Linked DNA regions of Homo sapiens: region 2 is linked to region 1. A link is an interaction called in ENCODE POLR2A ChIA-PET data of the cell type or tissue named here. Cell type or tissue: A673. All regions are shown on one strand. Each heading gives the region's core, and the rest is flanking DNA. Links, peaks and the distances in the headings are about the cores only. Region 1 has its middle 44 kb from the start of P3H2-AS1. Region 2 overlaps P3H2 (prolyl 3-hydroxylase 2).

What was found. Peaks named below come from ENCODE experiments on the same cell type or tissue, not always from the same donor. Only the 100,000 strongest peaks of a DNase experiment are listed, where the experiment ranks them.
Region 2: POLR2A ChIA-PET joins it to region 1 with 6 read pairs; 2 of 35 experiments call an interaction of 5 or more read pairs at or near these places.

What each region holds. Positions count from the first base shown.
Region 1 is chr3:190,161,817-190,167,206 of GRCh38, reverse strand. It overlaps the pseudogene RNU6-1109P and the pseudogene NMNAT1P3. Among named protein-coding and RNA genes, the nearest start is that of P3H2-AS1, 44 kb to the right of the region's middle. RefSeq lists an enhancer at 4,586-5,297. In A673, for the core only: no CTCF peak of the experiment used is centred there; no DNase peak of the experiment used is centred there.
Region 2 is chr3:190,096,887-190,102,276 of GRCh38, reverse strand. The region is part of intron 1 of P3H2 (prolyl 3-hydroxylase 2); the gene reads left to right. Among named protein-coding and RNA genes, the nearest start is that of P3H2, 21 kb to the left of the region's middle. In A673, for the core only: no CTCF peak of the experiment used is centred there; DNase peaks (open chromatin) are centred at 366 and 2,946; H3K4me3 peaks cover 1,533 bases; H3K27ac peaks cover 3,043 bases.

The DNA.
Region 1 (5,390 bases), core at 273-5,272:
CTTTCATTTTTGGCTCTAGGGGATTCCTCTTGATCAGAATCTTGTCTTTGTTCAGTCCACTTCCTCTTTCGTCCAGGCCTTCCTAATGTAGGTGAGTTCTGCTGGTGATCACAGTTACTGGCCTTCAGTTTCTCTTGATGGTGCCTTAGCACCTTAACAGTCTCTATCCACTCCTTCTGAAGACTTTCCCATGTGTCAACTTCTACCCATTTGGAATTTTGGGTGGCAAGTTCTGCCGTGATGACCTGGTGATGGGCAGGAATGAGTCCTTTCTTCTTGTATGCATCGCCAACAGGAGAGATTATGCCTTTGACAACTCTATATCTTCCTGTTCCATTCATGTAATCCTTGGCCAGCTCAAACAACCTGAGGTGCTTGTTGGTGATAGAATTAAAGGAACCACAAGCACAGAGAGCCACTTCTGTCTTCTCTGAATTTTCCATGGCAAGAACTTAAAGTTGTCGCTCTAAATGGAATACTGTGACACCTCCCTTGCTGTTTTTACAAAGAAAATTCTTTGACTCTGAAGTGACTTGCAAGGGAGGCTATTGGAACCATTTCAACTAGCGTGGCAACAGTCTTCTCTAAGGTGGGCTAGGAAAATGGTTTTATATCCAAATTATAATTAACACCCTCACTGCCACCAGCCCGAGTGTTTCTGGAGACTAAATTGTTTTTCTAATCTCTATTTCATTTATTTCTGCTCTAATTTTTACTTCCTTCTTCTTGTCAATTTTAGATTCATATTTTCTCTATTTTTCTAGTTTCTTGAGGTATAAAGTAAGGTTGCTCCTTTCTTTCTTTCTTTCTACCTTTCTTTTTCATGATGTAGGCATTTATCACTGTAAATTTCCCCCATAGGGAATGAAGCTTTTTGCTGCACTCCATAAGTTTTGATGTGTTGTGAGTCCATTTTCATTGTCTTTTGATTTCTTCTCTGACCAGAAAAAGTAATTTGGTTATTGAGGAGTATGTTTAATTTCCACATATGTTTTAATTTTCCAAAGTTCCTCCTGTTATTGATTTTTAGTTTCATAACATTGTGGTTGGAAAAGATACTTGATATGATTTCAATCTTCCTAAATTTGTTAAGACTTGTTTTGTGGCCTAACATATTATCTATCCTGGAGAATATTCCATGTAAGCTTGAGAAGAATGTTTACTCTGCTGCTATTGGAAGTAATGTTTTGTATTTATCAGTTAGGACATTTGATCTATTGTGGTATTCAAGTCTGCTGTTTCCTTGCTGATTTTCTGAGTGAATAACTTATCCATTGTTGACAGCGGGGTACTGAAGTCTTCTACTATTGTATTGCTATCTACTTCTCCCTTAAGTTCTGTTAATATTTGATTTATGTATGTAGGTGCTCTGAAGTTGGATGCTTATATATTTACAATAGTTATATGCTCTTGATTAATTGACCTCTTTTTATAGTGACTTTCTTCATCTGTTTTGACTGAAAGTCTATTTTGTCTACTGTTAAGTACAGCCACTTCTGCTCTCTTTTGGTTGTCATTTGCATGGAATATCTTATGCCATCCCTTCACTTTCAGGCTATGTTTTTCCTTGAGGCTAAAGTGAGTCTCTTGCAGGAATTATATTGTTGTAAATTGCTATTTAATCCATTCAGCCACCCTAGGTCTTTTGATTGGAGAATTTAATTTACTTACATAAATAATTGAGTGTTTATGTTGGCACCACATATAATAAAAGTAGAATCATACAGAGATGATTACCATGACCCCTGTCAAAGAATAACATGCAATTATGTGAAGTAGTCCATATTTTTAAAGTGTAGAGTTTTTATTAGTTTTCTCTTTGAGTGTTTGCTAGTTGTTTGTTTATATAATCAGTGCTAGGTTTTCTTCACTTTAATATAATGAGTTATAGGATATTATCTGCAAGCCTCATGATAACCTCAAATCAAAAAAACAAAACAAAACAAAACACACAGAATATAAAAGGCAAGAAATTAAAACAAACCTACTGAGAAAATCATCTTCACTAAAGTGAAGACAGGAAGAAAAGAACAAAGGAAGAAAAGGCCATGAAACAGTAAAAAAAAAAAAAAAAAAAAATGGCAGGGGTCCTTAATTATCAATAATAACATTGAATATAAATGGAATAAACTCTCCAATTAAAAGGCATAGAGTGGCTGAATGGATTTAAAGAATAATAATCTGTGGCCTACAAGAAACACTCCCTACCTATAAAGACATACATAGACTGAAAATAAAGAGTTGGAAAAAAATATTCCACGCAAACAGAAATCAAGAAAGAGCAGGGGTAGCTATACTTAGACAAAATACATGTGAAAACAAAAAACTATTAAAAAAAAAAAGTCATTATATAATAACAAAGGGGTCAACTTAGCCACAGGATATAAGAATTATAAAAATATATGCACTCAACACGGGAGCATCCAGATATATAAAGCAAATATTATTAGAGCTAAAGAGAGGTATACCCCAATGCAATAATAGCTGGAGACTTCAACATTCCACTTTGAGCATTGAACAGATAATCTAGCCAGAAAATCAGCGAAGAAACATCAGACTTAATCTGCACTATAAACCAAATGGACCTGTGATGGTTAATACTGAATGTCAACTTGATTGGATTGAAAGATACAGAGTATTAATTCTGGGCCTGTCTGTGTGGGTGTTGCCGAAAGAGATTAACCTTTGAGTCAGTGAGCTGAGGAAGGCAGACCTGCCTTAATCTGTTGGGCATCATCTAATCAGCTTCCACTGAATATAAAGCAGGCATAAAAACGTGAAAAGATAAGACTGGCCTAGCCTCTCAGCCTACATCTTTCTCCCGTGCCGGATGCTTCCTGCCCTTGAATATCGGACTCCAAGTTCTTCAGTTTTGGGACTTGGACTGGCCCTCCTTGCTCCTCAAGCTTGCAGACAACCTATTGTGGGACCTTGTGATTGTGTAAGTTAATATTTAATAGGCCGGGCGCAGTGGCTCACGCCTATAATCCCAGCACTTTGGGAGGCCGAGGCAGGCAGATTACTTGAGGTCGGGAGCTCAAGAGCAGCCTGGCCAACGTGGTGAAACCCTGTCTCTACTAAAAATACAAAAATTAGCTGGGTGTGGTGGTGCATGCCTGTAATCTCGGCTACTCGAGAGGCTGAGGCAGGAGAATGGCTTGAACTTGGAAGGTAGTGGTTGCAGTGAGCCAAGAATGTGCCACTGCACTGCAGCCTGGGCAATAGAGCAAGACTCAAAAAAAAAACAAACAAACAAAAAAAAACACTTAATAAACTCATATATACTCATATATATATATCCTATTAGTTCTGTTTCTCTAGAGAACCCTTACTAATACGGGATATAATAGATATTTATAGATCATTTCATCCAATACTTGCAGAATACACATTCTTCTCAGCAGGTAGATCACTCTAAAGGAAAGACCGTACGTTAAGCCACAAAATGGGTCTTTAAAAATTAAAAAAACTTGAAATAATGTCAAGTATCTTCCCTGACTACAATGGAATAAAACAAGAGGAATTTTGGAAACTCTACAAATACACAGAAATTAAACAATATGCTCCTGAATGACCAGTGGGTCGATGAAGAAATTAAGAAGAAAATTTAAAAATTTCTTGAAACAAATGAAAATGGAACTACAACATATGAAAACCTATGGAATACAGTGAAAGCAATACTAAGAGGTCAATGCATAGCCATAAGCACCTACATCCAAAAATTAGAAAACTTCCAGCCGATAACTTAGTAATGCATGTAAAAGAACTAGAAAAGCCCCTTTCTCACACCATATATAAAAACCATCTTAACATGGATTAAAGACTTAAATGGGCCAGCTGGGGTGGCTCTTGCCTGTAATCCCAACACTTTGGGAGGTCGAGGCAGATGGATAACTTGAGGCCAGGAGTTCAAGACAAGCCTGACCAACATGGCAAAACCCTGTCTCTACTAAAAATACAAAGATTAGCTGGGTGTGGTGGTGCATGCCTGTAGTCCCAGTGACTCAGGAGGCTGAGGCAGAAGAATCACTTGAACCCAGGAGGTGGAGGTTGCAGTGAGCCAAGATCGCTCCACTGCACTCCAGCCTGGGCAACAGAGCAAGACTCCTTCTAAATAAATAAATAAATAAATAAATAAATAAATAAATAAATAAATAAATGCATGCTGGTGGTACTTTTCTCAGTACCACTCTCTTAATTTTTTTTTTTTTTTTTTGAGACAGAGTCTCGCTGTCCCTCAGGCTGGAGTGCAGTGGCATGATCTCAGCTCACTGTCATCTCCGCTTCCCGGGTTCAAGCAATTCTTGTGCCTCAGCCTCCTGAGTAGCTGGGATTACAGGTGTGCACAACCATGCCTGGCTAATTTTTATTTTTAGTAGTGGCAGGGTTTCACCGTGCTGGCCAGGCTGATCACGAACTCCTGACCTCAAGTGATCCTCCCGCCTCGGCTTCCCAAAGTGCTGAGATTACAGAAGTGAGTCACCATGCCCAGCCCCAACTCTCTTAAAGTTTGTTTATTTCCCCAAAAACAGATTGGATATCACTGCTTACTCAGAAAAAAAGCCAAGTCTATCGGGGAATCTGCCCCGATATTCACAGAAGTTCTTTTCTATTTTTCCTAAGCGTCGGCCGGCTTGAGAAATAAAGGGACAGAGTACAAAAGAGAGAAATTTTAAAGCTGGGCGTCCAAGGGAGACACCACATGTCGGTACGTTCCGTGATGCCCCACAAGCCACAAAAACCAGCAAGTTTTTATTAGGGATTTTCAAAAGGGGAGGGAGTGTGCGAATAGGTGTGGGTGACAGACATCAAGTACTTAACAGGGTAATAGAATATCACAAGGCAAGTGGAGGCAGGGCGAGATCACAGGACCACAGGACTGAGGCGAAATTAAAATTGCTAATGAAGTTTCAGGCACCATTGTCATTGATAACATCTTATCAGGAAACAGGGTTCTGAGATCAACCGGTCTGACTAAATTTATTAGGCGGGAATTTCCTCTTCCTAATAAGCCCGGGAGCACTATGGGAGACTGGAGTCTATTTCATTTCTGCAGTTTCGACCACAAGAGACAGGCGCACCTGGGGGGGCTGTTTATAAGCCTATACCTCCAGGCGCATATTCTCTTTCTCAGGGATGTTCCATGCTGAGAAAAAGAATTCAGCGATATTTCTCCCATTTGCTTTTGAAAGAAGAGAAAATATGGCTCTGTTCCACCTGGCTCACCGGCGGTCAGAGTTTAAGGTTATCTCTCTTATTCCCTGAACAATTGCTGTTATCCTGTTCTTTTTTCAAGGTGCCCACATTTCATATTCGAACACACATGCTGTACAATTTGTGCAGTTAATGCAATTATTACAGGGTCCTGAGGCGACATACATCCTCCTCAG
Region 2 (5,390 bases), core at 290-5,289, 65 kb after region 1:
GTCATAACCTTACAAGGTATATTTCTTAAATAATAAGACTTGAAAATCAAAGTTACTCCTCTATTACAGGCTGCTGAATGGATGTTATGTTAGTAAGCAGGAAAACGACGTTAATCTCTTTGTTCGCCTCCATCAGAGCTCTTGGGTGACTAGAAGCATTGTCAATTAGCAGTAATATTTTGAAATGAATCTTTTATTCTGAGCAGATAACAGTGGGCTTAAAATACTCAGTAAACCATACTGTAAACAGATATGATGTCATCCAGTCTTTGTTATTCTATTTATAGAGCAAAGGCATAGTAGATTTATCATAATTCTTAAGGGCCCTAGGATTTGGGGGATGGTAAATGAACATTGGCTTCAAGTTAAAGTCACCAGCTGGATTAGCTCTAACAATAGAGCCAGTCTGTCCTTTGAAGCTTTAACATCCGGCATTAACATTTTCTCTAGCTAAGAAAGTCCTATGTGACATCTTCCAAGAAGATGCTTTATCTACAATGAAAATTTGTTGTTTAGTGCAGCCACCTTTATTAATTACTTTAGCTAGATCTTCCGGATAACTTGTTGCAGCTTCCACATTAACGCTTGCTGCGTCATCTTGCACTTTCATGTTTATGAAGACGGCTTCTTTTTTTAGACCTCATGAACCAACTTCTGCTTGCTTCAGACTGTTTTTCTATAGCTTCCTCAGCTCTCTCAGCCTTCACAGAATTGAGGAGAGTTTGACTCTTGCCCTGAATTATGCTTTGGTCTTAAGGAATGTTGTGGCTGATTCGATTTTCTATCCAGACCACTAAAGCTTTCTCCATATCAGCAGTAAGGCTGTTTCACTTTCTTATCCATGTGTTCACTGTAGTAGCACTTTTAATTTCCTTCAATCGCTTTTTTTTTTTTTTTTTTTTTTTTTTGCGTTCATGATTTGGTGAACTGATGCAAGAAACCTAGCTTTTATTCTATTTTGGCTTTTGACCTGCCTTCCTCAGTAAACTTAATCATGTTTAGTTTTTGATTTAAAGTGAGAGATATGTGACTCTTAACTTGAACACTTAGAGCCATTGTGGGATTATTAATTGGCCTAATTTCAGTGTTGTTGTGTCTCAGGGGACAGGGAGGCCTGAGGACAGGGAGAGAGACAGGTGAATGGTGAGTTGATGAAGCCATCAGAACACACACAACATTTTTCTATTAAGTTTGCCATCTTATATGGGCATGGTTTGTGGGGCCCGAACCAGCTGCAATAGTAACATCAAAGATCAGTTATCACAGATCATCGTAACAGTAATGGTAGCTATGAAAAAGTTTAAAATATTGTGAGAATTACCAAAATGTAACGTTGAGACATGGGGTGAGCACATGCTGTTGGAAAAGTGGCACTGAAAGAAGTGGCCTGATGCAAGGTCGCCACAAACCTTCAATTTGTGAAAAACAATATCTGGAAAGTGCAATAAAATGAAGCACAATCAGAAGCGGTATGCCTGTATTTACATACTTCAAAAACACCATTTTCTGCACTTGATCATAGTTTTGTAAAGACAGACCTTTCATGATGATACCAACTTCATATGTCAGTTTGAGAATAATAGCATGAAATTGGGTGGAACATTTTGGAAACTGTATTAGAGTGAGGAATATAGAAAGTGTGGCTCTAGTTTTAATTATGTTACTAACTCTGTAGGGCTTTATAATAGTTAACCTTTTCTTGGCCTCAGAGTCTTCTTTTACAAAATGAGGTGATTGTAATATGTAATCTTGGAAGTCTCTGCCAGCTTCAATATATTTTAATATTTGGCAGAATATTTCCACTGATAAAAAAATTTATTAAATGCTACTAAACTATGAAACTCTCAGCAGTTGTTCACTCCTCATTTTAATAAATCCTAGTATCTTATCCTCAATACCAAAAATTGTGACATTTAGACATTAAGATAATAAGCTTAGGTAATATAAAATATTGAATACATTGCAGAGAAAAATGACCTTGGCAAGCCTTATGCAATCATAGAAGTGTTTTTTTTGGGGGGGGGGGCGGCGGGGGGGGCGGGGGACGGAGTTTTGCTCTTTGTCGCCCAGGCTGGAGTGCAATGGCGTGATCTTGGCTCACTGCAACCTCTGCCTCCCCAGTTCGAGCAATTCTCCTGCCTCAGCCTCCCAAGTAGCTGGGATTACAAGTGCCCACCACTGCACCTGGCTAATTTTTATATTTTTAGTAGAGATGGAATTTCACCATGTTGGGCCGGCTGGTCTCGAACTCCTGACCTCAGGTTATCCACCCACCTCGGCCTCCCAGAGTGCTGGGATTACAGGCATGAGCCACCATGTCCAGCCAGAAGTGGTATTTTATAGCAGTGTCAGGGTTCTGAAGAAATATTTTAGTTTTCATCACTCAATTCTACAATTAGCCTCAGTACCTCTTCCTCTTAGATAAAGGTATTGTACCTGCCACACAGTTCTGCAGACTCCGCTCTGAAATGGTGTAAACCAGTGGTTAACATTCAACTTTCTTCACAATTTTCCTTATTTTCCATAATGCTAAAAAAGATCAAGATATATATTGTTAATACCATCTTTTTTCTATGAATAAAGCAGTTTATAGATTGTCTTTCAGGTAAGACTTCTTATTAGAAATGTGCTTTTTTGCTGCACAAAAAAGGTCAGTTCTGTATCATTCTTTATTTCAGCCAACCTTGGTTCAACACATCCATGTTCTGATTTACACAATATTGTGAATTAAACCAGAGCAACAGAATCTTTCTTGCTATGTGATAAAGAAACAAGAAGTTTCTGCTGATAAAACCTTTATAAAGATATAAAGCTTTAGTGATAAAGAAAAAAGGAGTTATTCCACACTTTCCCCCTGCATATATACCCGTTGTCCAAGTGTAATTCTTCTCTCGTGGTTTGTCCGACTATAAAGCAATATCTGTTGTATCTAAACATGTGGTAGTAATTGTCTTTCCTCATTGTGTGTATTGTATTACATTATGTGATATCCTACAGCGTCATTTGAAAATGAAGTTTTGCCAGAAGTTTATTCTTCGTTCCACGCATAATTTGTTGTTCATGTTGAGGCATTTTTTACTAGCTTCTTGGCAATAATATTTAATGTAAGTATTTTTGCTGCAAGAAGTGAAACTTGACAAAATGTTTTTATTAGTTAAATTACTTTTAGATCTAGTATTTGTTATTATTCTTATATCTACTATTAAGCTTCAGTAAATCATGAAAGAACCCTTTTTCTTAAAAAAAAGCACAGCTATAGCAAAATACAGCAATGGCATTAAAACTGCAAATGTAATAAAAGTAAACAGCGTTGTATCAACAATATTAAGTTAGCAAGATCAAATAAACCTTGACAACTAAGTGGTATGTGACAGAAAATGCCTGGAAGAATCCAATGAAGAGCTTGTATGACCTTAAGAATGTCATAATTATTAAGAATATAATGGAATTGCTAAGAAAATCATAATTAAACTTGCATTTTAATTCTGCGAAATACACCTAAATCAAATCATTGTTAAGTCTGAAACTGTTGGTGGTCCGTGTAATAAATTATGAATGATCAATGTATTTTGAGAAACACTGATCTAGAGAAATAAACGAGACACTATTTTTTGATTTGGGGCAAGTTACTCAAAGTCTCTTTTGCCTCTGTTTTCTCATCCAGAAAGGAGGGGTAAGTGACAGTGGCATTGCGAGGATTTCATTAGTGAATACAAGTTAGGCACTTAGAATAGTAACAGCTTATTGTAAGCCCTAGTAAATAATAATTGTTATTGGTGCTATCATTATCATTTTTCTAATGGGCTATCTATCATCTATTATCCTGTCTCATTTATAGCAACTACGGAAAATTATGACTGTTGTCACTTTCAGACCTCATCTCTTAATTTTTAATTTTGTAGCACGAGATTAACCTATTGTCATTTGGAACCTAAACTGTACACAATCTGATTATAAAACAATAAGAGCGATTCCACAGATCCCTGCAAAAGTCATACATTTTTTGGAAACTTAGTTTCTCCTTCTGTAAAATGGGGGCTACTAATATTGATTATGGAACACGTATGCAATAAGGACTAAGGAAAGTATTTTGAAATGTTCAAGTTCTATACAAATGTAGTGTATACAAATGTATACATTTTACACGACTGTAATTTCTCATATGAGAATTTGCATCACCTAAAATTGTTTCATTTTTAAAAAATTACTTTTACCATATTCATAAAATGTTTTTTTATTTTTCACCACAGTAATTGCTTATTTTTACTTTAACAATGACAATATCCATACTAGCCATAAGGCTTAATGTGACCTAAAGTATTTTTCCAAATGCTATTGCGCTTACATAAATTAGACATGGATAGTGCAGACACAGAGAGCATATGTAGGGTTTTTTGGGGGGCCTTGAAAGGTTTAAGGCCTCTGACCTCCTTTAATACATTCCAGACTCATGCATGCCTTTATCCTGCGGGGGTGGGGCGTGGGGATGAAAGCTGCTGCTTAAAACAACACTTCCAGTAGGAATTGTTTGATAAGGCCAATGGTTAGAATATTTGCAGCTTCTTGTTTTGAATTCTTATGATAATATCCACTGCCAAAGATTATGTAGCAATCCAACAACAATAAAATAATTTTATTGTGGGTAATCCAACAACAATAAAAATTAGGTTTTCAAGTAAGACTTTGTAGATATGATACCTGAGGCAGAAAGAAAGAAGGGGAATATGTACCTGTGAGGGAGGTCTGAATTGGCCCCAGAGCACAGTATGTGGGGGCCTCATTGTTTTTCATGTCATAACAGGTGGAATCGTTTTGTTTTATTTTTCAGTCCACAGTCTGTTTGTTTGTAGGTATAAGTCAGTCTCTTATTGACTTCTTTATTGAACTATATATGAGGAACCAGCAACATTATTTCTGATTTTCAAATATATGGGAAGAATCAGTATTGGGGAAATCATAGCGGTTTTTTTGGTTGTTTGTTTGTTTTACTTTTAGTAATGCATCACATCTGTGAGAGTCAGTACTTGCATGATATGTTCCAGCACTCAGTTTCACATTGATTCTCCTTGCTTTTGAATGGTGAGAATTACAGTGAGAAGGAAGATAATCACCTCTCATGTTTGCATTATGCTCTGAAATTCATGCTCTGAAACTTCATCACACACGTCTTGCCTTCCTCACGAGAGCCCTGTGAGAAATCGGAGGTTTAATGGCTTGTCCATTCTCAAGTGTGGCAGAACTATGGCTCAGTAGAGAAGTTTCCTGACTCCAAGGCCAGTGCTCTTGCCAAAATGTCACAGTTGCTGTCTGTTCAGATTTGAAGTTCTTTGTAGACACAAAGCTACAAACTAATAAATTTCTCTTTCAAGGCTCTCATCTCTCATGACGCT